Linked DNA regions of Homo sapiens: region 2 is linked to region 1. Evidence: read pairs that join two places in POLR2A ChIA-PET (ENCODE). Cell type or tissue: MCF 10A. All regions are shown on one strand. Each heading gives the region's core, and the rest is flanking DNA. Links, peaks and the distances in the headings are about the cores only.

The links. ChIA-PET counts read pairs that join two places held together with the same protein. Peaks named below come from ENCODE experiments on the same cell type or tissue, not always from the same donor. Only the 100,000 strongest peaks of a DNase experiment are listed, where the experiment ranks them.
Region 2: POLR2A ChIA-PET joins it to region 1 with 15 read pairs; 2 of 35 experiments call an interaction of 5 or more read pairs at or near these places.

Annotation. Positions count from the first base shown.
Region 1 is chr2:131,010,539-131,027,078 of GRCh38, forward strand. The region is part of intron 4 of ARHGEF4 (Rho guanine nucleotide exchange factor 4); the gene reads left to right. Among named protein-coding and RNA genes, the nearest start is that of SMIM39, 16 kb to the right of the region's middle. In MCF 10A, for the core only: no CTCF peak of the experiment used is centred there; a DNase peak (open chromatin) is centred at 6,843.
Region 2 is chr2:130,799,984-130,816,523 of GRCh38, forward strand. No RefSeq gene overlaps it. Among named protein-coding and RNA genes, the nearest start is that of ARHGEF4, 29 kb to the right of the region's middle. RefSeq lists an enhancer at 14,353-14,852. In MCF 10A, for the core only: no CTCF peak of the experiment used is centred there; DNase peaks (open chromatin) are centred at 7,908 and 9,118.

The sequences.
Region 1 (16,540 bases), core at 3,255-11,254:
GGTTTTGGATGACGCTAATGGCCTCTGTCGAAGAGCAAGCATGTGCTTCTGTATCAGCCACTTTGGACAGCATTGCATGCTACTAATGTCCACATTGGTGGTTCCTGGTAGCTTCCCTCAAAACTGGTTAACTTAGATTGGTCAGGAGCCCACCAGAGCTGAGGGGGTGGGGTAGAGAGAAGAAACGAAGTTAGGTGGGCAGCAAGCTTTGATGCTGTGGGTGAGGCAGAGCAAGTGTCTCTGTTGTGGCTGGGGTTACTTTGTTGTGCACTTGGGACATAATGGAGGGAAGCTAAAGCCACATCCTGACAGAGTTCTACATCTTAGCGTTGCAGAGGCATTTCCACTTTAGAAATCAAACTCGTGTTTATGTGTTTAAAGCAGATCCAGAATGGATGGTATTTTCAAGTTAATGTCTTTAGAAAAAAAGAGGTAGGCAATTATTAGAGCAGAGGTGTGTGTGTTGGAAACTACACAGGTTTGAAGCCACAGGACTTAGGGTTGTGTCTGAATTCTGCTGCCATTTTCTCTCTGAGCTGGTAAAGCCTTTCCACACTGCAGAATTTCTCTTATGTGAAGTGAAGTCAAATAACACAGTTCCACAACAGAGGAGTAAACAAAAATGTTTGTTGAACCTGAATCCAAAAGGTTTAGATTACATTTTCTTGATAGTAAAACAAAATAGTCCAGGCATTTTAGCACACCTGACCTTTTCAGCCTCATTTATCCCAACCTTAGCCCCTTCACCCACCCTTAGATTATCCGAAGTTTCACCAGTGTTCAAGCCCATGCCTAGGAATTTTATGGGAAATATTTGACAAAGGGATAAAAGTAGCCTTTAGCAAATTTGTTTTATCTGTCTTAAAGTATGCATTCATTTGAATAGACAGTGTCAGGGTTGGTAGGAAAAAGGATGGTAGCAGAAGAGAAAAAAAATGCAATTTCTGGGAAGTCTGCATGTTTCCAGCAATATTTAGGACTTAAGCTCCCGTGAATATCAGGACCTCAAGCATGTGCTTCCATATCAGCCACTTTGGACAGCATTTCATGCTATTAATCCCCCCATTGGTCGTTCCTGGTAGCTTCTCTCAAAACTGGTTAACTGAGATTGGTCAAGAGCCCATCGGAGCTGATGGGGGTGGGGTAGAGAGAGGAAATGAGGCCAGATGGGCAGCAAGCTTTGGATGCTGTGGTAAGGAGTTTTGACTGTCACTCTGAAGCAGCTCTCAGGCAGAGGAATGATGTGATTTATTGTAGTTTACCAAGGACCGCTCAGGGTATTGTGCAGAGGGAAGACCAGCTGGAGGTTCTTGTGTCACTCCGTGAAGTGTGGGGGCGGCGGAGGGGCAGAGATGGGACCTGCACTGGAGGTACGTGGTGGACAGATGAAAAATGGTTGGATTCTGGATAATAAAGTAAAGGTAGGGCTAGCTGATGGACTTGATGATAAATATGGATGTGAACTGAAAGAAAGACAGGCGTCAGGATAACCAAAATTATCCTTGCCAAGATTTTTGTTCTGAGCTACTGAAAGAATGCAGTTGTCTGCTACTGAGATCAGGACGCCTGTGGCTGAGCAGTTTTGGGTGGGTGGTCAGGAGTTCTCCTTGGAGGGAGGGTAGGGGCAGCAAGGGGGTCCTCCTCGTGTAGGCAGAACAGCTAGAGACCCAGGGCAGGAGAGGTGTGGAGAGGGTTGGGCATTGAGAGACAGGGAGCAGTTTTCCCCTCCAAGGAGAACCTTGAGATGCATATCAGGCATCTCAGCAGAGGGGCCTAGGAGGCACTTAGAGTGGCACGGGGCAGGTGTCACTTCTTTGCCTAGAGCTTCCTTTGACCACCCATAAGAAGCCTTTACAATGACTACAGTGCAGAAATGTGCAAATACCCAAAAGTGAACGCAAGCCTGGCTGTGTCAGACAAAAGATACTGAAGTTGCAAAGCCACAGGCCTCAGAGTGGGGATGCCTTTCACTGTGAAATCCCATATTTCTAGAGCAAGAACCAAGGCATTTTTGCCAGGACTTTTGTGTGTGTGTGTGTTGGGGGGTGGGGGAGGGGTGTGATACAGAGCCTTGCTCTTCTGCCCAGGCTGAAGTGCAGTGGTGTAAACTTGGCTCACTGCAACCTCCGCCTCCTGGGTCCCAGTGATTCTCATGCCTCAGCCTCCTGAGCAGCCGGGATTACAGGCACATGCCAGCAACCCCAGCCAGTTTTTGTATTTTTAGTAGAAATGGGGTTCTGCCATGTTCGCCAGGCTGGTCTTGAACTCCTGACCTCAGGTGATCCGCCCACCTTGGCCTCCCAAAATGCTGGGATTAGAGGCGTGAGCCACCGCGCCTGGCTATGTGCCAGGACATTCAGCAGTTGACTGTGGAGAGCACAGTGGAAAGGAAGTCTACCAATATTTTCTTTACACGTACAAAATGAGAGATTTATGTAAAAACCACACCTTCAAGATCCAGGAAAAACTATTCTGGTTCAAGAAACCCTAATCACTGTGAAAAGATTCACCTCGGCAGTTACCTAGGACTAATGACAACTGTGACATCTTCAGATATTACGTGCCGAGACCAAAGAACTGCCAGCTTCAGAGGAGGAAGCACAGGGCACGCCGCAGTGTGGATAGAGGCCTGGTTGTCAGGAGCAGATTCAACCTAAGGTGCCCAGCTCTCACCAGCCTGGCAATAGATTTATTTGTATTTGTACTTAAAAGGTGTAATTATCTATTAGGCATTTCTTTAAAATAATATGCTGAAGAAAGTCTGCATGAATTTTAATCCAAACTGAAGAGAAGTACAGGTCTACCAACAAAGTGGTCAGCTAGAGTGTGCACTGGATATCGAGACCAGCCAGCATAAAAGGCCGAATGGTGTGCTGAAGGCCTGATGATGCTTGGATGGTTACTTCAACCTAAAACTAATATCCACATGCCCAACCCCTGTAAGCTCAAACGTTAGAGTTTCTCATGCATGATTGTCCTGATCCATTTCCCTTAAGTGGCTTGCACAGCAGAAGGGGGAAATTGTACCATTTTAGAAGTCTAATTTGTTTGTTTGATTGATTGATTGATTGATTGATTTTGAGACGGAGTCTTGCTCTGTTGCCCAGACTGGAGTGCAGTGGTGCGATCTTGGCTCACTGCAACCTCCACCTCCTAGATTAAAGCAATTCTCCCACCTCAGCCTTCCAAGCAGCTGGGATTACAGGCGCATGCCGCCACACCCGGCTAATTTTTGTATTTTTAGTAGATACGGGATTTCACCATGTTGGCCAGACTGGTCTCAAACTCCTGAGATCAAGTGACCCACCCGCCTCTGCCTCCCAAAGTGCTGAGATTACAGGCGTGAGCCACCACACCCGGCCTAATTTGTTTTAAATAACTAGCTCAGCTATAATCTACCATGAACAATGATGGTGTTTTATTTGGTATTTAAATAATTTTTGTAATGAAAATTGTTAATCATGACATGATTTATTTTATTGCAGAGCATTAGGGTGAAAATAATGAAAATTTTCATTAAAGGAATATGTGACATAACTTCATTATATTATATACAGTGTTGTATTGATTTGCCAAAACTTGTAATTTGGTAACGATATTGCATTCCTTGGGTTTGTACTCCAAAAGTCTGTGATCTAAAATGTTGAGTTACAGGCTGGTTCTGTTCAGTGAAAAATGAAAATGATTACCTGAATTTTGCAGCAACCTAAACTTAGAGGAACAGCTGTTCACATCCCTGGCATTTCACATTTGCCTAACATAACACTACCATGTGTCAGAAACCATGCTTCACTTACTGCTAAATCATGACACAGCCATGTTTTATGTAATTACTTTTTAAAGTAATTGTGACCACAAAGTCTTGTTTGTACATGAAGACCTGACCTTTGACTGATTTCCCAGGTTAGAAAAAGTCCTGCTGGAATTTTGATAGGAATTGCATTAAACCTATGCATCCATTTGGAAGCAACTGAAATCTTTATCCAGTTGAGCCCTCCAATCCATGAACACAGAATGTCTCTCCATATTTAGATCCTCTTTGATTTCTTTCAGTGCTCCATTATTTTAAAGCAAGTCCCAGACATCATGTAATTTGATCTGTAAATAGCATAGTATATGTCTTAAAACATAAGGTCTCTTTCTCTCTGTGCCACACTTTCTTCTCTGGCATTTTAAAAGCAGTGGTCTCCCTGAGGTGGGGATTGAAACAGATTTCTTGTAGGAGTCACTGCTTTTCTTGGCTAAAGGCTCCTCTTACCTTCAGTGAGATGGCACGACAGCACCAAATAGCCAGGGGTCCTTGGAGGGAGAGTAGGGGCAGCAAGGGGGTCCTCCTTGTGTAGGCAGAACGGCTAGAGACCCAGGGCAGGAGAGGTGTGGAGAGCGATGGGCACTGAGAGACGGGGAGCAGTTTTCCCCTGCCCTGGCTGCGGGTTGCCTGAGGGACCTCAGCATGTCTCACCTGTGTGTGAGCTGCGGGGCCTAGATCTGTGCGGCGCACCTAATGATACCTGCCTCACAGGTAGGCTGGAGTCACACACACAGCAGAAGGAGGGTTGTATGTTCTCAGAAAAAGTTATTTTCCCCCCACCAGGAAGAGAACTGGGAGACGAAGGAGCCTGAGAGAAGTTCAGTTTCTCCCAGGAGGGCCCAGACGCAGGTCTCTGCAGCAGAGCGCATTCCCACTTGGGACTGTAGATGGCTCAGGGTTTCTGTTGCCAAAGGAACAAAGCTCTCCAAATCTGAGGTTTTCAGTGAGCCGTTTGTACAACCTAAAAATTAAAAATCTGGAGCTGAGATGACTAAATGTAGTATTGGATCCTGAAACAGAAAAAGGCCATTTGGGAGAACCTGAGGAAATCTGAACAAAATCTGGACATCAGTGACTATCAGAGTCAGTGTTACTCCGTTCGCATGACAAATGTGCCATGCTAGTGTGAGACCTTATGGTCGGGGAGCCCTGGTGTGGGTGCCTGGGAACTCTGTGCTGGTTGACCGGTTGTTCTGTACATCTAAAACTGTTCTTTAAAAGTCTATCAAAAATAATCTTTTTAAAAAACAAAAGCTAGTCTGGGTGCAAGTGGCTCACGCTTGGAATCCCAGCACTTTGGGAAGCCAAGGGCGGATCACCTGAGGTCAGGAGTTCAAGACCAGCCTAGCGAACATGGCAAAACCCCATCTCTACTAAAAATAGAAACAAACTCAGTCCAGTGCAGAGAGCCCAGTGACCTGGCTGGCCGGCAAGCTTTGGCCCCTTGTGAGCGTGTGAAGAAACTTCACCTCTCTGGGCCCCAGCTTCCTCATCTGTAGAATGGACACATCATTTCGCCTTCCTTGTTCATGTCGCAAGGATGAAGTGAGAGGCCCCTGTAGGGCCACACCCGGACACGTATCCCAGTCCCGCAGCGCAGAGCCACTGGGGAGCCTGCACCTGCCGTTTTGCCCGGGCAGGGACCACATGCATGCCAGGGCTCCCCGGGAGCCTCACCTCTCACCCTCCTTCTTGCTTCTCACTCTACTCCAGCCACTCTGCAGTTCTTCCATGACCAGCAGCAACCCCACCCTCTTGCTTCTGGGACTAGATGCTGTCCCTGTTGCCTGGAACACTCTTCACCCCCCTTGCTACCCTGACACCTCCCAACGTGCCCCACCAGGATCTCCCAGGCCTGGTTGGGCCTCCTGTGCCTGTGGTTTCCCAGCATCATCACGCAACATTATTTGTTTAACTCCCTTATTTCCTGCCAGACCCCCATCACCTTCACATTGCATCCTCAGAACCCTGCGTGTGTCTGTGGCGCATACCCAATGGGCTCTGGATAAATACATTTGAGTGAATTCAGAAAGCAGTGAACCAATGCGCAGACGTGAACTGGAAGCACCTGGCTGTTTGGTGCTGGATGAACAGCCAGGCCGCCTGCACCCTGCCCAGTGCCCCCCATGCCCAGATTCCTGTTTCTACTCCAAGACTGTATGCCAGACTCTTTAGAGAAGTTTCTCAAAGGGCCCCAAGGCCATGTCAAAGACTGCATTGCCTGCATTTGCTGGAGCAGAGCTCAGTAAGTCAGTACTCACTTTGTTAATGGCTTTTGATGGACAGCAGTGGATCTCAAATTTGAGCATGCACCAGAGTCATCCAGAGGGCTATGCAGACACAACCTGGGGGCCCCACCCCAGAGTTTCTGATTCAGTGGGTCTGGGGACGGGTCTCAAGGATTTGCATCTCTACCAAGTTCCCTAAGTGCTGCTGCTGGTCTGGGGACCACACTTTGAGAACCACTGACTTGCAGGGCAGTAGGTCAGCATGGGAAAGAGATGCATAAGGAGGACATTCCTCCACCTCTCTCCCTGGGTGGGCAGAGCTACCTGCCTTCCCTTGTAAGGGGAAGCAGAAAATTGTTTGGCTGCTGTTCACCAGAGGCAAAGGCACCCTCACTGAGCATTTATCTAGAATCTAGAGCTCTTAGCTGCTGTGCTGTCTAAACACTGTTGGAATTTCAGAATGAATCAGAGACTGCTGACTTGTCTTCCTATAAAAAATTTAAAATCCAAAATCAAGACTGGCCTTTGTGTTGCTGGGCCATGTTGTTTTTGTTCATTTATTCACCTGCATACACCGTGGGGCACATGGTCCCATCCTTTAACGCTTTCCTATGAATTAGCTGTGTGAGACCCACAGTAGCTTTGTAAGAGAGTTTGAGCCCAGTCTAAGCAGACAAGTGACTGGCTCTCCCACTGGCTGTTTGCACAGAGCCTGGATCTCCTGGCTTCAGTCCCGGAGTCCTTCCCCCACCTTCACCTTCACTCCCTCTCCCACGAATGCCTGCTCAACCTTCCGTTCATGCAGTTGTGAAACCCTCAGGAAACACCTCCTCAATCCCACACCCTGTGCTGGGAGCTGGAATGTAAAATGATGAGTAAAAGTACTGGGAGACTCATGTTGAAACTCGCTTTTCTTTTCTCCCAGGCTGCAAATTTGCTAGATGAACAATCATTTTGTGAACTGCTGAGACCCCAGCTGGGACTACTGAAAAGCCAAGAAAAGTAGTGACTCCTACAAGAAATCTGTTTTATTCCCCTCGAGAGACCATTGCTTTTAAAATACCCCAGAAAAGAAAGTGTAGCAGCAAGACAGAGAGGGAGAGCAAGGGAAAGAGATGCCTTGCCTTTTAAGACATATACTATGCTATTCACGGATCAAATTATGTGATGTCTGGGACTTGTTTAAAATAGCAGAGAACTGAAAGAAATCAAAGAGGATCTAAATATGGAGAGAGATTCTGTGTTCATGGATGGGAGGGCTCAACAGAGTAAAGATTTCAGTTGTCTCCGAGTTGATACATAGGTTTAATGTAATTCCTATCAAAATCTCAGCAGGATTTTTTTCTAGCTATAGACAAGATTATTCTAAAATTTATATGGAAAGGCAAAGGAACAGGAATAGCTAAAACAGGAGGCCAGGGGAGGAAACAAAAAAGAATAGCTAAAACATTTCTGAAAAGAGGAATTAAGTAAGATGAACCACTCTACCAAATTTCAAGAATTATTTTATACCCACAGAAAACAAGACTATTTGGTATGAGAGGTGGATGAACACATTGATCAATGGGACAGAATAGAAAATCCAGAAATAGTGCCAAACAAGTACAGCCAACCAGTTGTTTAAACAATTGTGGTATAATCCACATGCCATTGTTATTTTCATATTTTGTTATTCTTGTTGTTTTTGTAATGACCATACTAAGGATGAACTGGCATACCGCTGTGATTTTTATTTGCATTTCCCTAATGATTAGTGATGTCGTATGTCCTTATTTATATGCTATTGACCATTCGTATGTCTTCTTTGAAGAAATGTCTATTCAAATCCTTTGCCTATTTTTGAGTTGGGCTAGTTTTTGAGTTTTTTGTTTGTTTTGTTTTTTGAGTTGTGGGAGTTTTTCAAAAATGTATTCTGGATGTTATTCCCTTATCAGATATATGATTTGCAGATATTTTCTTCCATTCTATGGGTTGCCTTTTCTCTCTTGATACTGTCCTTTAATGCACAAAAGATTTAAATTTTGATACAGTTCAATTTACCTATTTTTTTCCTGTTGCCTGTGCTTTTGGTCTTATATCCAAGAAATTATTTACAGATTCACTGCTGTAAAGCTTTCCCCTGTTTTCTTCTAAGAGTATTATAGTTTTAACTTTTATATTTAGGACTTTGTCCATTTTGAGTTAATTTTTATGTGTGTTAGGTAAGGGTTTAACTTCATTATTTTGCATTTGGATATCCAGCTTCCCAACACTGTTCGCTGTAAAGACTGTCTTTTCCCTCACAGTGTTAGCACCTTTGTCGAAAATCAATTGACCACATATGGGAGGGTTTATTTCTGGATCCTCTATTCAGTTCTATTGGTCTATATATCTATCCTTATGCCATTTCCACATTATTTGATTATTGTGACTTTGTAGTAAGTTTTGAAATCAGGAAATGCGGGTCCTCCAACTTTGTTTTTTTCAAAATAATTTTGGCTAGTCAGGACCCCTTGAGATTCCATGTGAATTTTAATGATGAATTTTTCTATGTGTGTAAAAAAATGCCACTGGGGCTGGGCGCAGTGGCTCATGCCTGTAATCTCAGCATTTTGGGAGGCTGAGGTGGGTGGATCACCTGAGGTTGGGAGTTCGAGACCAGCCTGACCAACATGGAGAAACCCTGTCTATACTAAAAATACAAGATTATCTCGGTGTGGTGTCACATGCCTGTAATCCCAGCTACCTGGGAGGCTGAGGCATGAGAATCGCTTGAACCCGGGAGGCGGAGGTTGCCGTGAGCTGAGATCGTGCCATTGCACTGCAGCCTGGGCAACAAGAGTGAAACTCTGTCTCAAAAAAAAAAAGTCATTGGATTTTTATAGGAATGCATTGAATACACAGATTGCTTTAGGTGGTATTGTCATCTTAAATATATTAAGACTTTCAATTTATGAACATGGGACGTCTTTCTTTGCTTTTTTTTTTTTCCAGCAATGTTTTGTAGCTTTTATTCTACACATCTTTGGCCTCCTTGGTTAAGTTTATTCCTAAGTATTTTATTCTTTGGTTTTTGTTTTTGTTTTTGTTTTTTTGAGATGGAGTCTCGCTCTGTCGCCCAGGCTGGAGTGCAGTGGCGCGATCTCGGCTCACTGCAAGCTCCGCCTCCCGGGTTCATGCCATTCTCCTGCCTCAGCCTCCTGAATAGCTGGGACTACAGGCGCCTGCCACCACGGCCGGCTAATTTTTTTGTATTTTTAGTAAAGACGGGGTTTCACTGTGTTAGCCAGGATGGTCTCGATTTCCTGACCTCGTGATCCGCCCGCCTCGGCCTCCCAAAGTGCTGGGATTACAGGCGTGAGCCACCATGCCTGGCCAGTATTTTATTCTTTTTAATGCTATTGTAATGAAATTTTCAAAAGTTTCCTTTTCAGATTACTCATTGCAAATATACAGAAATAAAACTGATTTTTGTGTGTTAATTTATATTCTGTAGCCTTGCTGAATTTTAGTAGCTTTAATAATTTTATTGTGGATTCTTTAAGGTATGCTACATGTAAGAAGATGTCATCTGCAAACAGATAATTTTATTTTTCCTTTTCAATGTGGATGTCCTTTATTCTTTTTCTTTATTTTATTTTATTTATTATACTTTAAGTTTTAGGGTACATGTGCACAATGTGCAGGTTTGTTACATATGTATACATGTGCCATGTTGGTGTGCTGCACCCATTAACTCTTCATTTAACATTAGGTATATCTCCTAATGCTATCCCTCCCCCCTCCCCCCACCCCACAACAGGCCCCAGTGTGTGATGTTCCCCTTCCTGTGTCCATGTGTTCTCATTGTTCAATTCCCACCTATGAGTGAGAATATGCGGTGTTCGGTTTTTTGTCCTTGCGATAGTTTGCTGAGAATGATGGTTTCCAGCTTCATCCATGTCCCTTTACAAAGGACATGAACTCATCCTTTTTTATGGATGCATAGTATTTCATGGTGTATATGTGCCACATTTTCTTAATCCAGTCTGTCGTTGTTGGACATTTGGGTTGGTTCCAAGTCTTTGCTATTGTGAATAGTGCTGCAATAAACTTACCTGTGCATGTGTCTTTATAGCAGCATGTTTTATAATCCTTTGAGTATATACCCAGTAATGGGATGGCTGGGTCAAATGGTATTTCTAGTTCTAGATCCCTGAGGAATCGCCACACTGACTTCCACAATGGTTAAACTAGTTTACAGTCCCACCAACAGTGTAAAAGTGTTCCTATTTCTCCACATCCTCTCCAGCACCTGTTGTTTCCTGACTTTTTAATGATCGCCATTCTAACTGGTGTGAGATGGTATCTCATTGTTTTGATTTGCATTTCTCTGATGGCCAGTGATGATGAGCATTTTTTCATGTGTCTTTTGGCTGCATAAATGTCTTCGTTTGAGAAGTGTCTGTTCATATCCTCTGCCCACTTTTTGATGGGGTTGTTTTTTTTCTTGTAAATTTGTTTGAGTTCATTGTAGATTCTGGATATTAGCCCTTTGTCAGATAAGTAGGTTGCAAAAATGTTCTCCCATTCTGTAGGTTGCCTGTTCACTCTGATGGTAGTTTCTTTTGCTGTGCAGAATCCTAAGCCAAAAGAACAAAGCAGGAGGCATCATGCTACCTGACTTCAAACTATACTACAAGGCTACAGTAACCAAAACAGCATGGTATTGGTACCAAAACAGAGATATAGACCAATGGAACAGAACAGAGCCCTCAGAAATAATGCCCCATATCTACAACTATCTGATCTTTGACAAACCTGACAAAAACAAGAAATGGGGAAAGGATTCCCCATTTAATAAATGGTGCTGGGAAAACTGGCTAGCCATATGTAGAAAGCTGAAACTGGATCCCTTCCTTACACCTTATACAAAAATTAATTCAAGATGGATTAAAGACTTAAATGTTAGACTTAAAACCATAAAAACCCTAGAAGAAAACCTAGGCATTACCATTCAGGACATAGGCATGGGCAAGGACTTCATGACTAAAACACCAAAAGCAATGGCAACAAAAGCCAAAATTGACAAATGGGATCTAATTAAACTAAAGAGCTTCTTTATTTCTTTTTCTTGACTGGTCTCACCAGGACTTACAGTACTATGTTGAATAGAAGTGGAGAAAGCAGGCATCCTTGTCTCGTTCCTCATCTTAGTGATACAGCTTTCCGTCTTCCATCGCTGAGTATGATGTTGGCTGTGAGATTTTCATATGTGGCCTTTATCACATTGAGGACTTTTCCTTCTATTTCTAGTTTATTGAATGTTTTATCGTAAAAACTTGGTCAATGCTTTTTCTGCATAGATTGAGATAATCATGTATTTTTCCTTCATTCTGTTAATTTAGTGTATTATATTGATTTGCTCTCCTATGTTGACCCCTCCTTGTATTCCAGAAATAAATTCCATTTGGTCCTGATATATAATCCTTTCAATATGCTGCTGAATTCCATTTCCTAGTATTTTGTTGAGGATTTTTGCATCTATATTCATAAGGGATATTAGTCTGTAGTCTTCTTGTAGTTTCTTTGTCTGGGTTTATTATCAAAGCAATAGTGATGTTATAGAATGAGTTGGGAAGTATTCCTTCCTCTTCAATATTTTTGGAAGAATTTGAGAAGAATTGGTGTTGATTATACTTTAAATATTTGGTAGAATTCACTACCAGATGGTAGAAGCCATCTGGCCCTGGGCTTTTCTTTATTGGAAGTTTTTTTTATTACTCTTCAATTTCCCTACCAATTATAGATCTATTCTGATTTCCTATTTCTTCTTGAGTCAGTTTTGGTAGATTATGTGTTTCTAGAAATTTTCCATTTCATCTAGTTTATTTAATTTGCTATTGTACAACAGTTCATGGTATTCTCATAATCATTTTTATTTCTGTAAAATAGGTAGTCATGTCTTACTTTGCTCATCAAAACTTTTGATTTTTTACAAAGGTACAAAAGCAATTCGGTGGAGAAATGATATTCTTTTCACAAATGATGCCAGAAATAATACCATTAGACCATCCATAGGTGATGAAAATGAACCTTGACTTAAGCTTCACACATTATACAAAAAAAAAAAAAACAAAAACCCCACACACAAAATGAATTGTAGATTTCCATGTAAAACTTTTAGAAGAAAACATTAAGAGAAAATCCTTGAGAACTAGGGTTTGGCAAAGAGTTCTTAGACATGACACCAAAAGCATGACTCATAAAAGGAAAATTTGAGAAATTGAACATTATAACAATTTTAAACTTTGGCACTATGAAAACCCTTTTTAAGGCAATGAAAAGATAAGCTACAGACTGAGAGAAAATACTCGCAAACCTCTTATCTGACAAATAACTCAAATATATAAAGAACTCTCTGAGCCAGCTGTGGTAGCACAAGCCTGTGATCCCAGCTACTTGGGAACTGAGGTGGGAGGATCACTTGAGCCCAGGAGTTCAAGACCAGCCTGGGCAACATGGTGAAACCCTGTCTCAAAAAAAAAAAAAAAAAAAAAGAACTTTCAAAGTTCAACATTAAAACACCAATTATTAAATAGGCAAAAGAGGGCAAGGCATGATGGTTTACACTTGTAATCTCAGCACTTTGGGAGGCTGAGGCAGGAGGATCACTTGAGGCCAGGAGCTCATGACTAGCCTGGGCAACATAGCGAGACACCATCTCTACGAAAGTTTTTCCAGAAAATTAGGCAAGTGTGGTGGTGTGAGCCTGTAATACCAGCTACTCAGGAGGTTGAGGTGAGAGGATCCCTTGAGCTCAGGAGTTTGAGGCTGCAGTGAGCCATGATCATGCCCCTGCACTCCAGCCTAGGCAACAAAGCAAGACCTCATCTTAAAAAAAATAGGCAAAAGACATAAAGAGATATATCACCAAAGAGGATATATGGCAAGTAAGCACATGAAAAGATGTTCAACATCGTCAGCCTTTCAGGAAATGAAAATTGACACCATGATGAGATATCACTATACACCTATCAGAATACCTAAAATATAAAATAGTGACAATACCAAATGCTGCTGAAGATTCAGAGAAAGTGATCTCTGAGACATTGAGAGTAATAGGAACGTAAAATAGCACAACCACTCTGGAAAATAGTTTGGCAGTTTCTTAAAAGCTAAGTAGTCAACTACCATCTGACCCAGTAATTACACTCCTGGGCATTTATCTCAGAGAAATGAAAACTTATGTTCACACAAACCCCTGCTGGTGAATTATCATAGCAGCTGTATTCATAATAGGAATAGTTGGAAACAATCCACATATCCTTAAACAGGTGAATGGTTAAACCAACAGTGGCATGGAATGCCATGGAATTCCATGGAATGACATGGAATATGACTCAACAGTAAAAAGGAATGGAGTATTAATACACATAGCAGCTGGGATAGAGTGCAGGACATTTGGCTGAGTGAAAAAGCCAACCTCAAAAGCCTACATACAGGTTGCTCTGGTGGCTGTGCAGATCTGCACTGGTGATACAGTGCCATACGCCTATACACACACATTGTACTAAAGTCAGGTTCTTGGCTATGAGATCATACTGGACTTATGAAAGCTAGACCATTGACGGAAACTGGATGGAGGGTGCACAGTGCCGTCTGTACTATAGTGGTATGCCCTGTGACTCTACAGTCATTTCACAATAAAACATCTTTTGTTTTGTTTTGTTTTGTTTTTTGGGCGGGGGGTGTTTTGAGACAGAATCTTGCTCCATCGCCCAGGTTGGAGTGCAGTGGAGCGATCTCAGCTCACTGCAACCTCCGCCTGCTGGGTTCAAGCAGTTCTCCTGCCTCAGCCTCCTGAGTAGCTAGGACTACAGGTGTGTGCCACCATGCCCGCCTAATTTTCTGTATTTTTAGTAGAGACAGGATTTCACCATGCTGGCCAGGCTGGTCTTGATCTCCTGACCTTATGATCTGCCTGCCTCAGCCTCCCAAAGTGCTGGGATTGCAGGCGTGAGCCACCGCACCTGCCAATAAAAACATATTTTAAGACCCTAGGGGAGAAGGTATGGCAATTTGACAACTTTTGGTGGATTGCAGTTTGTTTTAGATGTGTATCGTGGTTATGTTTTTTAAAGAAAGAGAGATGGGATCCTTACGTTTCAGAAACATATGCTCTGGTGTTTACAGATGAAATTATATTGTATCTTAGATTTGCCCTAAAAACCATCCAGTCGGGAGGGGAATTAGATGATGAAACAAAAGTGGCCACATGTTGAGAACTGTTGAAGCTGGACAATGAATATACAACGTTCCTTATACTATTTTCTCTCCTTTTGTGTACTTTTGAAACTTTCCATAATAGAAGTTTTTAAACATAAATGAAATAAAAATCATGAGTGTTCCTAGGGACTTGTAGCTGTGTACAAGGTTAGCAGAAGGCCCTTGGCTCCTGCTTGCAAGCTGGGTTCTGGCCACTGCCTCCAGGTCGGAGACAGAGTGTATTAGTCCATTCTCACAGTCCTATAAAAAAATACCTGAGACTGGGTAATTTATGAAGGAAAGAGGTTTAATTGGCTCACAGTTCCACAGGCTTCACAGGACGCATGACAGGGAGGCCTCAGGAAACTTAGATCACAGCGGAAGGTGAAGGGGAAGCAAGTACCTTCACCACATGGCAGCAGGAGAGAGAGTGAGCAAAGGGGGAAGTGCTGCATACTTTTAAACGATCAGATCTCATGAGAACTCATTCACTATCACGAGAACAGCAAGGGGGAAATCCGCCCCCATGATCCAATCACCTTCCACCAGGCCACACCTTTAATTCAACATGAGATTTGGGCAGGGTCACAAATCCAAACCATATCCCTGAGGGTTTCCCAGGTCAGTTCTGGGGACACATGTGGAGCTTTAACTGTTCCTGATGTTGGCTCTGCCAGGCCTTTGGGCTCCACTTTTAAGGAACTTGCCATTTGCCACCCCAGTCATCCTCCCAGCTTCCATCTGTTCAAGTGTTCATCCTTCCATTGGTTTCTTCATCTGTTTCATCACCATTTATGTGTTTCTTCCATCCATCTGTTTACTCATTTATTTACTTAACATTTCCTAAACGTCGACATTACGACATTAACAAATAAGTCATGGCTCCTGCCTTCAAGGAGCTCAGAGTCTATCTGGTTGGGGGGAGTCAGACCAACATAGTGTACAGGGATGCGTTTCCTTCTGTGAGAGTTGCCTGTTCAAGCTCCCTGAGAGTAAGATAAGAGTCATGGATGGGACTCTCACAGACGAGAAAATGTCTGAAAAGAGTCTTCAAAGTTCATATTTTCACCTATGTTGGGCCCATGTGGATAATCCAAGATAATCTTCCTATTTTGAGGTCAGCTGATTAGCAGCCCTGGTTTCATCTGCAACCTTAATTCCTCTTTAATTCCTCACGTAACATAACATATTCACAGGCTCTGGAGATGCCATCTTTTCATCTTTTGGAGACCATTATTGTGCCTCCTGCAAGAAGAGAGTCCAGATGCAGACCCAGCTATCTAGAATCTCAACTCAAGGACAGAGCAGACATTGTAGGTCCATGGGAAAGGACTGCCCATTCCATGAATGGTGCCAAGACCATTTATTATCCTTACAGAAGAAAGAAATTGGTTTCCAACCTCACTCTATACCACAAAAATCATTTCCAGGTGGATTAACAGCATACATATCAAAAGAAAAGTTATAAAACATTAAAGGATAACAGAGAAGAATATCATTATGACTGAGGTTGGAAAGAATTTCCTAGACACAGAAAACATACACCAAATAGGACTAGATTGACAGATTTGTCTATATTAAAATTAAGGACTTCCGTTCTTCAAAAGGCACCTTAAAAATAGTAACAAGCCACAAACTGGGAGGAGATAGTTGTGGCACATCTGAGTGACGGAGGTATCTAGAAGTGAGGAAAGGAATGTGTGTGTATACATACATACATGAATACATACATATTTTTATGTCAATGATATGTTAAAGATAAGCAATTCAATAGACAAATGGGTAAAACTCATAAACACTTCACATTAAAGGAAAATATAAATGGCCCATAGATAAAAGGTCAACTCATTAGTAATCTAAAATGTCAATTAAAATCACAGTAAGATACCATTTCATACCCATTAGACTCAAGAATTTAAATGTCTCGTAATGCCAATCACAAGAGCTGGCTGGGATGTGGAGGGATGGAACATTCTTGCGCCGCTTTCAGGTTCTGGGAAACTATTTGGTGTGCCTAGGACCCAGCAGGGCCACACACACCTAGGCGTCTACACTCAGCAGTGTGAATTCACACCAGGGGTGGTGATTTTCCCCAACTGGACAAATATCTTAGCTATTATGATGGTTTATGGCTCTCCAGAATGCCACATTGCGTAAGCAATACACAATACATTTGTGGTATTGATTTCATAGGGGCAGGAAAGGATTAGGAAAACAACGTGCTCCTTAGTGGGGCCGTCATGAAAGCAGGGTTGAGAAACAATGTCCTAGAGAA
Region 2 (16,540 bases), core at 5,179-13,178, 210 kb before region 1:
GGAGGAGGTGTGCCACAATCCAAAAGAACTACTTGAGTTTTCTAATTCATACAGGCAGAAATCCAGTAAATGTGTGGAAATGGATCTTAAGGATCCATTAAACATGCAGGATAATGGTGGAAAGACCATAAAGTCGGATCAGGCCAAATGTATTGATGTGGGCCCACTAAGCAGAGATTCTGCACTGAATGCTGCAGCCCTGGGCGTGTAAAAAAGACCTAATAGTTTAGTTGGTTAGGGGAAACAGATTAAAAGGCGGCCTACAATGAGCAAGTTGGAGGTGCCAGATATCCCTTGTTTTAATGTAGAGGAAGGGAATTGAAGAGATTGGAATTAGAGTAGATTTGCCATTTTAGACATACTTACCCACACTAGTCCAGACACACCTTTCACCAATATTGTAAGAAATGGGTTTGTGAGGGGAGCCCCAGCATCCTTCAAGAGCTGTTTCATTGCTTTTCTCTCTGGGCAGACCTTACAGTGGGAACCACAGTCACTCAATTGGAAAATTAAATGCAATGACAGCAACTGATCTCAGGGTGGGAGGAGCCAAGAGGGGAACTCAACCACCTAAGACAAGGTGGGTGTGACTACCATAATGGACAGAAGAGACAAAGTAACAATCAGAATAGTCTGACTTGTGTGAATATGTGATGTTGGATAGTTGATTATGGCGTTCCTAGAAGTGAAATAGATAGGAAGCTTGTACTGAAGTCAACATTAAAAGGTAGAGACAAATCTCTAAATATAACATTTTATTTGGGATATAAGAATTGCAATTTGGGTCATACACACAGACCAGGTGTTTTTCAGTATGTCCAAAGAACAAAGAGCAGGTTGGGGATTTTATAGAATAGAGGAATGTTGCTCGTGGTCTTGAGAGAAAGTTTATTTGTATTAGTAAAGCTTTGGGACTAGCAAGCTGATTGGTGAACGATAGCAGTGGACACAATGAGCCCTACATTGGCGGCAAGATATTCCACAAGCTATAGACAAAACTGGTCTCAGGTTACAATAGACAGTTTTGGCTGCTGGACTTGCAGAAAATTGCATTTCTGAAGCGATGTTATAAATCCTGAGTGTTTTTCCCTCCTTGGCCCTCAACTCAGATTTAATTGGGTGTGACAAGAATCACACATTTATGATCAACTTTCATACCTATTAAATTCTTAATCTGTATAAGCAGAAAACTTCCAGGTCGAGTTAACAAAAATCTTACTTGAATCATGAAAATAGAACATCATGGTCCATGCAGGGGAAGCACAGTCCCCTCCAGAAAGGATCCTGTATGCTATCAAAAACCTCTACTGTTAATCTTTCTCTCAGCCTTCCCTAGAGAGACCTTTGACCTTTTACCAGGGTCATTGTGTACTAGGAAAAAGAAAATAATCAGACCTCTCAGGCACTCTGGGACACTGGCTCTGAACTGACATTCATTCCAGAAGACCAGAAGCATCCCTGTGGCCCTCCAGGGGCTTACGGAGGTCAGGTGGTCAAGGGAGTTTTAGCTCAGGTCCATCTCACAGTGGGCCCATTGGGTCCCCAGGCTCAGTCTATGCGGTTATTTCCTAAGTTCCAGAATGCATAATTGGAACATACTGTCATGTGTCACTCACCGAACGGTGGGGATACAGTCTGAGAAGTGCATCATTAGGTAATTTAGTCTTTGTACAAGCATCATAGAGCATACTTACACAAATCTAGATGGTATAGCCTCCTCCATACTAGGCTATATAGGATAGCCTATTGCTCCTAGGCTATAAACCTATATAGCAGGTTACTGTACTAAATACTGTAGGCAACTGTAGCACAATGGTATTTGTGTATCTAAACATAGAAAAGGTACAGCAGGCCGGGCGCGGTGGCTCGTGCCTGTAATCCCAGCACTTTGAGAGGCCGAGGCAGGTGGATCACCTGAGATCAGGAGTTCGAGACCAGTCTGGCCAATATGGTGAAATCCTATCTCTACTAAAAATACAAAAATTATCTGGGCGTGGTGGGTGGTGGGTGCCCGTAGTCCCAGCTACTCAGAAGACTGAAGCAGGGGAATCACTTGAACCCAGGAGGTAGAGTTTGCAGTGAGCCAAGATTGCGCCACTGCACTCCAGCCTGGGCGACAGAGTGAGACCCCATCTCAAAAAAAAAGGAAAGAAAAAAGAAAAGGTAGAGCAAAAGTATGGTATTATAATCTTATGGGACCACCATCATATATGCTATCCACCATTGAGCGAAATGTTATGTGATACGTGGCTGTACTTAGTAGCTAGCAGAGTACCATGTTGGTTCCCTGAGGACTCTTCTGATAGGCAAATCCAAATGAAAGCCACTGAAGCTGCCTTTGCCTAAGAAAACCAAAAGCATTGCTGCATTCTAGAGAGACTGCAGAGATTCGGAGATTAGCACCAGCATCAAGGACTTAAAAGATACAGGAGTGGTGATTCCCACCACATCCCCATTCAACCCTCCTATCTGGCCTGTGCTAAAGAGAGATAGATCTCAGACAATGACAGTGGCTTCTTGTAAGCTTAACCAAGTGGTGACTCCTATTGCAATTGTTGTACCAGCTGTGGTTTCACTGCTTCAGCAAATTAACACAGTAAGCAGCTATTGATCTGACAAATGCCTTTTTCTCCATGTCTTTCTGTAAGGTTCACCAGAAGCAGTTTGCTTTCAGCTGGCAAGGCCAGCACTACCCCTCCACTGTCCTACCTCAGAAGTATGTCAACTCTACAACCCTATGTTATAAATTAGATTGCAGGGATCTCAATTTCTTTTCCCTCCTGCAAGATAGCACACTGGTCTATCATGACACTGATGACCTAGTGCTGACTGGACCATAAGTGAGAAATAGCAACTACTCTTAACTTACTGGTGAGATATTTGTGTGTCAGAGGCTGAGAGAGAACTCTAACTGAAATTCAGGGATCTTCTACCTCAGTGAAATTTCTGGGGGTCCAGAAAATGTTGAAAATATCCTTTTTCTCTTTTTTAAAACTATCTGGAGATATGAAATATCCTTTCTAAGGTGAAGAAAGAATACATGATTGCATGTGGCCCCTCTTACAAACTAGAAAAAGACACAATTACTAGCGGGCCTACTTGGATTTTGGAGGCAACATATTCCTCATTTGGGTGTGTTACTACAGCCCATTTATTGAGTGACCTGAAAAGCGGCTAGTTCTGAGTGGGGCCCAGAACAGGAGAAGGCGCTGCAACAGGTCCAAGCTGCTGTGCAGGCTGCTTTGCCACTTGAGCCATGTGACCCAGCAGATCTAGTGGTGCTCAAGGTGGCAGTGGCAGACAGGGATGCTATTTGGAGCCCCCATAGGTGACCCAAAGTGCAAGCTCTTAGAATTTTAAAGCAAAATCCTGCCATCCTCTGTGGATCTTTTTGAGAGACAGCTCTTGGCCTGCTACCGGGCCTTAGCAGACACTAAACACTTAATCATGGGTAAACCAGTCACCATGTGAGCTGAGATGCCCGTTATGAACTGGGTGTTATGTGATCCAACAAGCCATACAGTTGAGCAGGCATAGCAACACTCCATTATCAAGTGGAAGTGGTCTATACATGACTGGGCCTGAGCAGGCTCTGAAGACACAAGCAAGTTACATGAAAAAGTGGCTGAAGTGCACATGGTCCCCCTGCCTGCTGCACTGCCTTTTCTCTCTCAGTCTTCACCTATGGCCTCATGGACGTTCACATGCAAAATAATGAAATCAGGCCCTCTCCTTACACTAGATACAAAAATAACCCAAAATGGATTAAATACCTAAATGCAAAGTATTTACTTTAAGGCTGGGTGCAGTGGCTCACGCCTGTAATCACAGCACTTTGGGAGGCCAAGGTGGGCAGATTACCTGAGGTCAGGAGTTCAAGACCAGCCTGGTCAATATGGTAATACCCCATCTCTACTAAAGATACAAAAATTAGCTGGGCATGGTGGCACAAGCCTGTAGTTCCAGCTACTCAGGAAGCTGAGGCAGAAGAATCACTTGAACCCGGGAGGCAGAGATTGCAGTGAGCCAAGATCGTGCCATTGCATTCCAGCCTGGGCAACAGAGAGAGACTCTCTCTCAAAAAAAAAAAAAAAAAGTATTTACCTTAGAACTATAAAACTCCTAGAAGAAAATATAGGGAAAAATCTTTATGACATTGGATTTGGCAATGATTTCTTAGATATGATACCAAAAGCCCAGGCAACAAAAGAAACAGATAATAAATCAATTGAACTTTATCAAAATTAAAAACTTTTATGGCTGGGCACGGTGGTTCACGCCTGTAATCCCAGCACTTTGGGAGGCCGAGGTGGGTGGATCATGAGGTCAAGAGATCAAGACCATCCTGGCTAACACAGTGAAACCCCGTCTCTACTAACAATACAAAAAATTAGCTGGGCATGGTGGCGGGCACCTGTAGTCCCAGCTGCTCGGGAGGCTGAGGCAGGAGAATGGCGTGAACCTCCGGGAGGCGGAGCTTGCAGTGAGCCGAGATTGCGCCACTGCACTCCAGCCTGGGTGACAGAGAGAGAGCAAGACTCCGTCTCAAAAAAAAAAAAAAAAAAAAACAACTTTTATGTATCAAAGTACACTATCAATAGGATAAAAAGGTAACTCATAGAATAGGAGAAAATATTTGCAAATCATATATCTGATAAGGGGTTATTATCCAGAATATATATTTTTAAAACTCCTACATTTCAACAATAAAAAAAAAGGTCAAGCCAGCTCAAAAATGGACAAAGGAGGCCAGGTGCGGTGGCTCACGCCTGTAATCCTAGCACTTTGGGAGGCTGAGGGGGTCGGATCACCTGGGCTCAGGAGTTCAAGACCAGCTTGGCCAACATGGTGAAACCCCATCTCTACTAAAAATACAAAAATTAGCTGGGCGTGGTGGCAGGTGCCTGTAGTCCCAGCAACTTGGGAGGCTGAGGCAGGAAAATTGCTTGAACCCGGGAGGCAGAGGTTGCAGTGAGCCAAGATTGTACCACTGTACTCTAGTCTGGGCGACAGAGCAAGACTCTGTCTCAAGAAGAAAAATGGACAAAGGACTGGAATAGACATTTCTCTAAAAATATATGCAAATGACATATAAGCATATGAAAAGATGCTCAACATCACTTACAGAAATACAAATCAAAATCACAATGAGATACCATTTCACACCCATTAGGATAGTTACTATCAAAATTGTGTAGCCACTATGGGAAATAGCATGGAGGGTTCCTCAAAAAAGTAAAAGTAGAATTACCATATGATCCAGCAAACTCACTTCTGGGTATACATCCAAAAGAACTGAAAACAAGATCTCAAAGCGATATCTACACACCCACGTTCATTGCAATGCTATTCACAATACCCAGGGGGTGGAGGCAACTCAGTGTTTTTCAACAGATAAATGGATAAAGTAGACAGAGAGAGAGAGACAGATGGAGAGAGTGTGTGTGTGTGTGTGTGTGTGTTATTCAGTTTTGTTGTTGTTGTTGTTTTGTTTTTTGTTTTTTTAAGATGGAGTCTCGCTCTGTCGCCCAGGCCTGGAGTGCAGTGGTGCCATCTCAGCTTACTGCAACCTCCGCCTCCCGGGTTCAAGCAATTCTCCTGCCTCAGCCTCCCGAGTAGTTGGGATTACAGGCACATGCCACCACGCCCAGCTAATTTTTGCATTTTTAGTAGAGATGGAGTTTCACCATGTTGGCCAGGCTGGTCTGGAACTCCTGAACTAGGTAGGTGGATCACCTACCTAGGCCTCCCAAAGTGCTGGGATTACAGACGTGAGCGCCACTGTGCCCAGTCATATTATTCAGTTTTTAAAAAGAAGGATGTCACACACTACAGCATGGGTAAACCTTGAGGACAGTAGGCTACTTGAAACAAGCCAATCATGAAATGACAAATACAGTATGATTTCATTCATATGAAGTCCCTACAGTCACCAAATTCATAGAGACAAAAAGAATGATGATAACCAAGGGACACGGGGAGGAGAAAGGGGAGTTGTTCAATGGGTACAGAGTTTCAATTTTGCAAGATGAAAATGTTCTGGAGATGTTCTACAACAGTGTGGATACAGTTACCACTACTGAACTGCACACCTAAAAATAGTTCAGATGATAAACTTTATGTTAAGAATTTTTTTACCTTAATTTAAAATTTTTAAAAGACCACATATTGAATTATTCCACTTATATGAAATGTCCAGAATTGGGCAAATCCATGAAGACAGAAAGTGGATTGGTGATTTCCTAGGGCTGGGGAAAAGGGGAAGTTTGGGGTGATTCCTAATGAGCATGAAGGTTTTTGGGAGGAGATTAAAATATTCTAAAATTGGATTATGGTGATGGTTGTATAAGCCTGAATAGATTAGAAACCATCGACGTACACAATGTTTTAAAAGGTGAATTGTGTGGTATGTTAATTAAGTCTCTATGAAACCCCTTAATAAGGGGTAGGATGTGGGCAGTGAGCCCAGGAAATGGAAGCCAGAGGAAGCAGAGGGGTGCCGGCAGCCACAGCCAGGCAGGTGCCAGAGAGAGCTTGGAGTTGATTAGCAGGGACATGGACACATCTTGCTTTTTCTGTGTGGTATAACCTACTGTTCTGCTTCCTCACCAACACTTCAGTGAAGTCCACATTGCTTGCAAATGCTTTGAGTTGCTACTGTGCTTGCGTTTCAGATGGACCCCTACTGAGTCTGATCCCACTGAGACCCTGTGACCTTCTGGGTCTCCATGCCTCCTGCTGGGTCTGGCACTTGCAGGCGCTCGGCAATGTTACTCCATTGGAAGCGTGAATAAATGAGTGAACAAACAAAGAAAAAGACAGATTGCCATTTCTTTTTTTTTTTTTTTTTTTTTTTGAGATGGAGTCTCGCTCTGTCTCTCAGGCTGGAGTGCAGTGGCGCGATCTCGGCTCACTGCAAGCTCCGCCTCCCGGGTTCACGCCATCCTCCTGCCTCAGCCTCCCGAGTAGCTGGGACTACAGGCGCCCACCACCACGCCCAGCTAATTTTTTGTATTTTTAGTAGAGATGGGGTTTCACCATGTTAGCCAGGATGGTCTCGATCTCCTGACCTCGTGATCCACCCACCTCGGCCTCCCAAAGTGCTGGGATTACAGGCGTGAGCCACTGTGCCCGGCCCAGATTACCATTTCTTAACTTTTCCCATTTCTCCTCCAGAGTCTGCCTGGAGGCTGAGGTCACCTTTCCCAGGGGCTTGGCACTCCAGTGAGAAGGGAATACCTGGCCATCAAGCACCCACCTGTGCTAGACATCTTGCTAGCTGCTTTACCTATTTTTTCATTTAATACTCACAACAATAAATTATGCAAGATGGTCACTCTTATCACCTCATGTACAAATTGAGAGAGTTTAAGTGACTTGCCTAGAGCCACATAGCAAGGAAGTGGCTATCCATGAACAACTGAGACCACTCTGCTCCAGAGCTTTCCACCCCACTCCAGTGTGACCTCAAGCCCCTCAAACCTTCACGTATAAGTCTCTAACAGTGGAAGTTTAGGCCCTGGTGGGGATGAGAGTGTATGAGACAATACCTCTCTCTGCCTGGAAACCCATCTCATCTTGTGTTCCATCGTGAAGACTAGGGAAGTGCTGGGAGCATTCTTCCAGTGCTAAAGTGGGTGGAAGAAAGGGCTGCCTTCTCTGCTGAGGACAGGTCTAGTCAGGATCTCAGAGGAGCCAAGAGGACACTCCCAGACACAATCACCCTCAGCCTGCACTGGCTGGCAGCCAGGAGAGGCTATGGCTGACTGCACCAAGGCTGGCCTCACCCAGGCAGGCCTAGCCAGGAGGGAGGGTCCCTGCAAGCACCCACAGCCTGGCCCTGGGAGGAACTGGGCTCTCTTGGTTGGGGCACAGGGAATCCACTCCCCTATAGCTCCCAGAATTATCCCCATTTCTAGACAAGCCCCGCCCCCCAACTGACACACACGTGAGACCCTGCTGAAAGCATGCACTGCCACACCCATATTTTATGTAACACACTCGTCACATGTGCAGCGCATATGCGGCCACTGTCTTACGCATGGACCGAGAGCTGCATTTAAAACTCAACTCAAACTATTGCAAGAAAAGTAAGGCTTTGGTGGAAACTGAATGTGATGGTGCCTGACAGACAGCCCCAGTTTGCACTAGCCCCCACCTGCAAAAGAACTGGGCTGGGCTCTGGGTTGGGAAAGAGGAGTAAAGCAGAAGAGAGCCAGGAGGAGGTGGCAGGAGGCACACGCTTCCCCCACGTCGCACTTGGGAGAGGAGTGCTCTGGCGCCTCTGGGAAGAAACTCCTCGGTGCTCCCCAGGGAAGCCTCCCCTGGGTCGAGAGTGCCCTGGGGAGGAGGATGGGCCTCCCCAGGGTGTTCTCTGCCTGTTCCCCGCTCTCCCAGCACATTCCCAAGATCCACACACCCACCTCTCTTCTCTGCACCCTGAGGATGCACTGATAGCCACAGCGAGCCTGTTTCTAGTGGGAACAGAGAGCTGAAGGTGGAAAAGAAAGAGAAGCATAACCCAGCCTTCCCCGCAGTGTTCCGAAAGGTTCTGGAGCAGGTTTTCTTCCTGGTGTCCTGGCTCACAGACTTGTTTTGTCTTGTTTTCCCCATGGGTTTATCCTGGCAGCCTCTGCTGGTCTTGAACTTGTCCCCGATCCCTGCTGCCTCCTGGCTGCTGGCCAGCCCTTCTGCGGTTCGTAGCCCACCACAAACTCAGTTCAGAACCACTCTGCCTCTGCAGATCACTCCTGGATAAGACATTGGCACTTCCTCAAAATGCTAAACACAGATACCATATGGCCAGCAATCCTACTCTGGGTATATCCAAGAAAAATGAAAATATGTCCATGCAAAACCCGGTACACAAATGCTCATAACAGTATTAGTCATAATAGCCAAAAGGTGGAAACAGCCCAAATGTCCATCAAGTGATGAATGGATAAACAAAATGCGGTATGTCCAAACAATGGAATATTATTCAGCAATTAAAACAAATCAAGTCCTGACACATACTTCTCACTGGAGGCAAAGTCTAAAGGCCTTGCAATGCCTACAGTTCCTTGCGTGATCTCTTACAAGCACTTGTCTGCGTCTCAGGCCCAGGCCCCTGGCTTACTCCCTTGTAGCCAAACTGGACATGGCAGGCAATTGCGACACCAGGTTTCTCACGCTGGCTATCCCTCTTCCTGGAATGTTCTTCCCCTAGGACCTTTATGACTCACTCTCTCACCTACTACTTGCCGAAAAATAAAGCTGACCTTCCCTTCCCTCCTATGTAGGGAGGTGCTCTCCAGCTAGCAAAAAATACAGACAGCAAGCAATGTCTTCAGAGCACAAATTTGTAATGTCAGAAATTGAAAAATACAACTAGAGTAAATCAGTCCCCTAGTGTACTGAGTCCCCGTGTACCTCACCAAATTTATTTTTGTAAATCTACAAACCTTTTCTATGCATCTAAAGAGAATATATTTTAAATACATGACAGCAGCTACCCTTGAGCTGAGGGAATAGGGATGGGTATTCAGGATAAAAGGGAAAGTAATACATAAAATAATTTAAAATAAAATAATTCATAATAATTTGTTGTTGTTGTTGTTGTTTGAGACGGAGTCTCGCTCTGTGGCCAGTCTGGAGTGCAATGGCGCTATCTCGGCTCACTGCAACCTCCGCCTCCCAGATTCAAGCAATTCTCCTGCCTCAGCCTCCCGAGTAGCTGGGACTACAGGCATGCACCACCACATCCAGCTAATTTTTTTTTTTTTTTTGAGACGGAGTTTTGCTCTTGTTGCCCAGGCTGGAGTGCAATGGTGCAATCTTGGCTCACTGCAACCTCTGCATCCTAGGTTCAAGTGATTCTCCTGCCTCAGCCTCCTAAGTTCATGGGATTACAAGCACCCGCCAACACGCCCAGCTAATTTGTATGTGTGTGTGTGTTTATTTTTAGTAGAGACGGGGTTTCACCATGTTGGCCAGGCTAGTCTTGAACTCCTGACCTCACGTGATCCACCTGCCTTGGCCTCTCAGAGTGCTGGGATTACAGGCGTGAGCCACTGCATCCGGCCAATTTTTGTATTTTTTTAGTAGAGACGGGGTTTCACCATGTTAGCCAGGATGGTCTCGATCTCTTTACCTCATGATCTGCCCGCCTCGGCCTCCCAAAATGCTGGGATTACAGGAGTGAGCCACCGTGCCTTGCCAATTCATAATAATTTAAATTAAATGGAGAAAAAAATAAGAGAGGGTTCTCGTCACATTGATGGTAGTAGTCTGTGCCCCTGAACTGAGAAGTGTGAATAATTCAACTCCCTGCATCCCAAGTGCCCCGCCTCCGCCCCCCGCCAATAAAAAGATGAACAAGGAACAGGAAAGACACTGCTGAACATCAAATTACTCCTAAAGGAAGGATTTAAGATACAGATGAAAACGACGGAAAAAAATCTTTCCAAACTAATCTATGCTCTCATTACAGCATCCATAGTTACCAAGCTATAATGAGTGCCTAGGACATACATTCACTTGGAGTGGCAGGAGTTAAGGAGAGAGAAAATGGGCCTGGCCTCTCCAGGTCTGGATCACTGCGCCGCCAGGAGCTCCCCACCTTTGTCCCCCGCTGTTGCCACACGGGAGCCCCCGAGGCAGTGCTCTGCCAGGTGAGAGGACAGACAGAGAATGTGTGAGAAGGGGTGAGAGGGGAGTAAGAAGGGCAGCCTGGGGTTTCACTATGTCGGCCAGGCTTGACAGCAGAGAAGGTAGCCCTTTCTTCCACCCACTTCTCTCCTGTTAATAGTCGCCATTCTGACTGGCATGAGATGGTATCTCATTGTGGTTTTGATTTGCATTTCTCTAATGATCAGTGATGTTGAGCCTTTTTTCATGCTGGCCAAATGAATGTCTTCTTTTGAGAAGTGTCTGTTTATGTTGTTTGCCCACTTTCTAATGGGGTTGTTTTTTTTCTTGTAAATTTGTTTAAGTTCCTTGTAGATTCTGGATATTAGACCTTTGCCAGATGGATAGATTGCAAAAAATTTCTCCCATTCTGTAGGATGTCTGTTCACTCTGATGATAGTTTCTTTTGCTGTGCAGAAGCTGTTTAGTTTAATTAGACCCCATTTGTCAATTTTTGCTTTTGTTGTAATTGCTTTTGACGTTTTCATCGTGAAATTTTTGCCTGTGCCTATGTCCTGAATGGTACTGCCTAGATTTTCTTCTAGGGTTTTTATAGTTTTGGCTTTTACATTTAAGTCTTTAATCCATCTTGAGTTAATTTTTGTATAAGGTGTAAAGAAGGGGTCCAGTTTCAATCTCCTACATATAGCTAGCCAGTTCTCCCAGCACCATTTATTAAATAGGGAATCCATTCCCTGTTGCTTGTTTTTGTCAGGTATGTCAAAGATCAGATGGTTGTAGATATGTGATCTTATTTCTGAGTTCTCTATTCTGTTCCATTGGTGTATGTGTCTGTTTTTGTACCGGTACCATGCTGTTTTGGTTACTGTAGCCTTGTAGTTCATGGCACAGCCTGGGAGTTCATTCATGATTTGGCTCTCTGTTGGTCTCTTACTGGTGTATAGGAATGCTTGTGACTTTTGCACATTGATTTTGTATCCTGAGACTTTGCTGAAGTTGCTTATAAGCTTAAGAAGCTTTGGGGCTGAGAGGATGGGGTTTTCTAGAGATAGGATCATGTCACCTGCAAACAGAGACAGTTTGACTTCCTCTCTTTCCTATTTGAATACCATTTATTTCTTTCTCTTGCTTGATTGCCCTGGCCAGAACTTCCAATACCATGTTGAATAGGACTGGTGAGAGAGGGCAGCCTTGTCTTGTGCTGGTTTCAAGGGGAATGCTTCCAGCTTTTGCCCATTCAGTATGCTATTGGCTGTGGGTTTGCCATAAATGGCTCTCATTATTTTGAGGTATGTTCTTTCAATACCTAGTTTATTGAGAATTTTTAACATGAAGGGATGTTGAATTTTATCAAAGGCCTTTTCTGTGTCTATTGAGATAATCATGTGGGTTTTGTCTTTAGTTCTGTTTACGTGCTGAATTACATTTATTGATTTGCATATGTTGAACCAGCCTTACATCCTGGGGATGAAGCCGATTTGATCATGGTGGATAAGCTTTTTTTTGCTTGTTTGTTTTGTTTTGTTATTATACTTTAATTTCTGGGATACATGTGCACAATGTGCAGGTTTGTTACATATGTATACATGTGCCATGTTGGTTTGCTGCACCCATCAACTCATCATTTACATTAGGTATTTCTCCTAATGCTATCCGTCCCCCAGCCCCCCAGGCCCCAACAGGCCCTGGTGTGTGATGTCCCCCGCCCTGTGTCCCAGTGTTCTCATTGTTCACTTCCCACCTATGAGTGAGAACATGCGGTGTTTGGTTTTCTGTCCTTGAGATAGTTTGCTTAGAATGATGGTTTCTAGCTTCATCCAGGTCCCTGCAAAGGACCTGAACTCATCCTTTTTTATGGCTGCATAGTATTCCATGGTGTATATGTGCCACATTTTCTTAATCCAGTCTATCACTGATAAGCTTTTTTTTTTGAACGGAGTCTTATTCTGTCACCCAGGCTGGAGTGCAATGGCGCCATCTCGGCTCACTGCAAACAAATTCTGCCTGCCAGGCTCAAGTGATTCTCCTGCCTCAGCCTCCCGAGTAGCAAGTAGCAGTGATTACAGGCATGTGCCACCACTCCCAGCTAATTTTTGTATTTTTAGTAGAGACAGGTTTCACCATGTTGGCCAGGTTGGTCTCGAACTCCTGACTTCAGGTGATCCACCTGCCTCAGCCTCCCAAAGTCCTCAGATTATAGGCATGAGCCACCACACCCAGCTGGGTAAGCTTTTTGCTGTGCCGCTGGATTTGGTTTGCCAGTATTTTATTGAGGATTTTTGCATCAGTGTTCATCAGAGAGTAATTGGCCTGAAGTTTTATTTTTTTGTTGTAGCTGTACCCAGGCTTTTCTTTTCTCTCTTTCTTTTTTTTTTTTTTTTAAGGAGACAGGGTCTCACTCTGTCACCCAGGCTGGAGTGCAGTGGTGTGAGATTACAGGCCCGGTCTTTTTTTAAATTATTTTTAGTAGACACGGGGTGTTGCTATGTCACCCAGGCTGGTCTCAAATGCCTGGGCTGAAGCGATCCTCCCACTCTGGCCTCCCAAAATGCTGGGATTGCAGGCATGAGCCACTGTGTCCCACTGCTTATTTCTTGGTAAAAGGGAAGCATTGGCCGGGCACAGTGGCTCACGCCTGTAATCCCAGCACTTCAGGAGGCCGAGGCGGGCGGATCACGAGGTCAGAAGATCGAGACCATCCTGGCTAACACCATAAAACCCCATCTCTACTAAAAATACAAAAAAAAAAAATTAGCCGGGCGTTGTGGCGGGCGCCTGTAGTCCCAGCTACTCAGGAGGCTGAGGCAGGAGAATGGCATGAACCTGGGAGGCAGAGTTTGCAGTGAGCGGAGATCGCACCGCCGCACTCCAGCCTGGGTGATAGAGCGAGACCCCAGCTCAAAAAAAAAAAAAAAAAGGGAAGCATTAACTTCTCCAAGACTGGTTCCCTGAAGGCTGATCTCCCTGGAAGGCTGGACCAGAGCTCAGTCATCTGGCCATACACCATGCTAAGACCCCCGACTCTGATCACATTAGGGGAGAGCCTGGCACCCTACGTCATGACCTTAGTGGACAAGAGGACTGCACATCAGGCTCTGCCATGTTTCGCTGCACTTGTAGCATGTTTTTGATGTTATGTTTCTAGCTCAGGATCATGCCAGGGAAGAGGTTGGGGCATCTTCAATCCTGAAGCTTGAGGGCTAGAGTCGGACATCTGCTAGAGCTGTGAGTGACACCCTGAAATGCACGGGTCAGCGAGGCTCACATGACTGTTTCTGGAGGCCAGTGTCTTTCCCAGGAGCGCTGATCCGGCAGGCCCACTGTGGGTGTGGTCAGCCAAATGTCACTCAGCAAACAAGTTTGCAGATCAGTTTGTGTATCCTTCAGTGGATCACCCTTCCCTCCACTCTTTCTCCCACAGTGAGCCTGGCTGCAGTCTCACCTTTCATACCCCAAACCCTGCAGGAATCAAAGTGCCACCTTCTGCCTGGGCCTCCAGTAAGGCTGAGATGTTAGCCCAGCTCACTAGATTCCAGTCCTGCTTCTTTGCTGATCTCAGAGACATTTTCCTAACTTTTGAGGCTGGCCATGATTTTCTGATTTTGTCCTTTTAATATTTTGTGAAGCATTTCTCTGTGTTTGGCACAGAGGTGATTGCCGAGGCTGAGCTCCCTGCACTGTGCACTCCTGAGCACATCCTGCTTTGCTGGGCCTGGCCCCTGGACAGAGGGGCTGGTCCCACCTGGCCTGCGGGGCCCAGGGCAGCCCCAGTGCTCACTCCTATGTTTGGCTCACTTGTTTTTTGTTGCTCTTTGTTTCTGGCCTCTTGGACGGTGTTCCTTATGGCCTTGCGCTTCCAGGAGTGCATTTGAAAGCATGTTTGTGAATTTAATCCAGCATTTCTTTCCTTTTTTTTTTTTTTTTTTTTGACAGAGTTTCGCTCTTGTTGCCCAGGCTGGAGTGCAATGGTGTGACCTCGGCTTATAGCAACCTCGGCCTTCCGGGTTCAAGCCATTCTCCTGCCTCAGCCTCCAGAGTAACTGGGATTACAGGCATGCGCCACCATGCCTGGCTAATTTTGTATTTTTAGTAGAGACAGTTGGTCAGGCTGGTCTCAAACTCCTGACCTCAGGTGATCCGCCGGCCTTGGCCTCCCAAAGTGCTGGGATTACAGGCGTGAGCCACCGCGCCCAGCCTAATCCAGCATTTCTATGTGCTCTGTGGTGGAAAATGTTTCCAATTAAGTAGACCTGCCATATTGCTGGAATCGGAAGTCCCGGTTTTTGTTTGTAAGCCTAGAACGTGATTCTGGGAGAGAACAGCCCTGCCTGCAGCATGCCAGTCCCTGTGCCTGCTGAGTGAATGTCTGATTTGAGGACACAGGGTATATGTCACAGTGCTTGGGGCAAGAGAGCATGTGGGAGATGTTCTGGAAAGGCCTGCAGCTCGCGGTCAGGAAACCTAGGTCCAAGCACCTCCAGTCTCTGCTGACAGCTGAGTGCCCAGGTGTTGTCCCTGTGCTGTTCTGTCACCTGCAGCAGGTCCTAGGAGGTGTCCCTCCCGGTCCGTGCTTCACAGAGAAGGGAGTGAGACCAGATGTGAAGCGGGCCTTGGAGTCAACGGCCTGGTGACTTCTGGACTGGCCCTTAGGTCTCGATGTTGCAGCCTGGAGTCTTCCTCTGTCCCTGGGTGTGTTTTGAGCAGTAGAGGAGGGGGGACACGGGAGCACCTGTTGCAGAGTTGCTCTTACGGATGATCGTCATGGTATGAACAGCACAGGAACGAACAGCACTCTGGAGTCAGGAAGCGGCACTCCCTGGGGCCGGGGAGGCAGGAGGAAGCTCCGCACCTGAGTTGGGTGGTGTCCAGCGGGCTGGGGAGCCTATGCCCAGGGCCTGGTGTGTGGAGATGGGCTGAGCCTGCTGTGTGGGAGGTGGTGAGGGCTGGGGTCTGAGGCCATGGGGATGGGGGCAGTAAACCTTGGGGGAACAGAGCTCAGCAGCCAAGCATGCTTGTGAGTGACCCCAAATGTTCTGGTCAAGTTCAGTCCCCAGAATCTCAAAGAAGGTCCCTTTGCAGAGGAGGAGAAAGATTTGGGGTCCAGACACTTAGAGCTGTGTGTCCCAAGGATGGCTCTTTTCACTGGCAGACTGAGAAGGCAGGCCTGAAGTCTTGTCCAGGCCGACGTGGGCTCAGATGCTGGGGAGGCAAGCGCTTGGATCCACCTCTGTCCAGAGGAGCTTCTAGGCTGGTGTGGGGGGATCCAAGCACCCCATAGTGTCCAGCTGCCCTGGCAGAGAGCTGGCCAGGGGCAGTGGGCTCAGGGAAAGAGACAAAAGAAAGCTTAACATATTCCTAAGAATTGGAGTCATACAGGCCAGATCCTCCAATGGCAGTAGGATAAGTATGAACTCAACAATAAAACATCAGTCAAAAAACCTGTGTAGAGATTTTTAAAGATGCTAAAAATCCAAAGATAAGGAGGAAACATTTCAAAATGGAAATTTTGAAATTTTAAGAACTGAGAACAATGCAAGGATGACCTATCAAACTATGCGAAATTCAGGTAAACCTGTTCTTACAGGTAAATACAAACCCTAAATGCATTTGCTAAAAAGAGGATAAAAGGCCAGGTGTGGTGGTGCATGTCTGTAGTCCCAGCACTTTGGGAGGTCGAGGCAGCTGGATCTCTTGAGCCCAGGAGGAGTTCCTCACCAGCCTCGGCAACATGGCGAAACCCCATCTCTGAAAAAAAAAAAAAATTAGCCAGATATGGTGGCCCACACATGTAGTCTCAACTACTCAGGAGGCTGAGGTGGGAGGATCACTTGAGTCCAGGAAGTCGAGGCTGCAGTGAGCTGTGATCACACCAAAAAAAAAAAAAAAAAAAAAGATAAAAGAAATGTGTAAT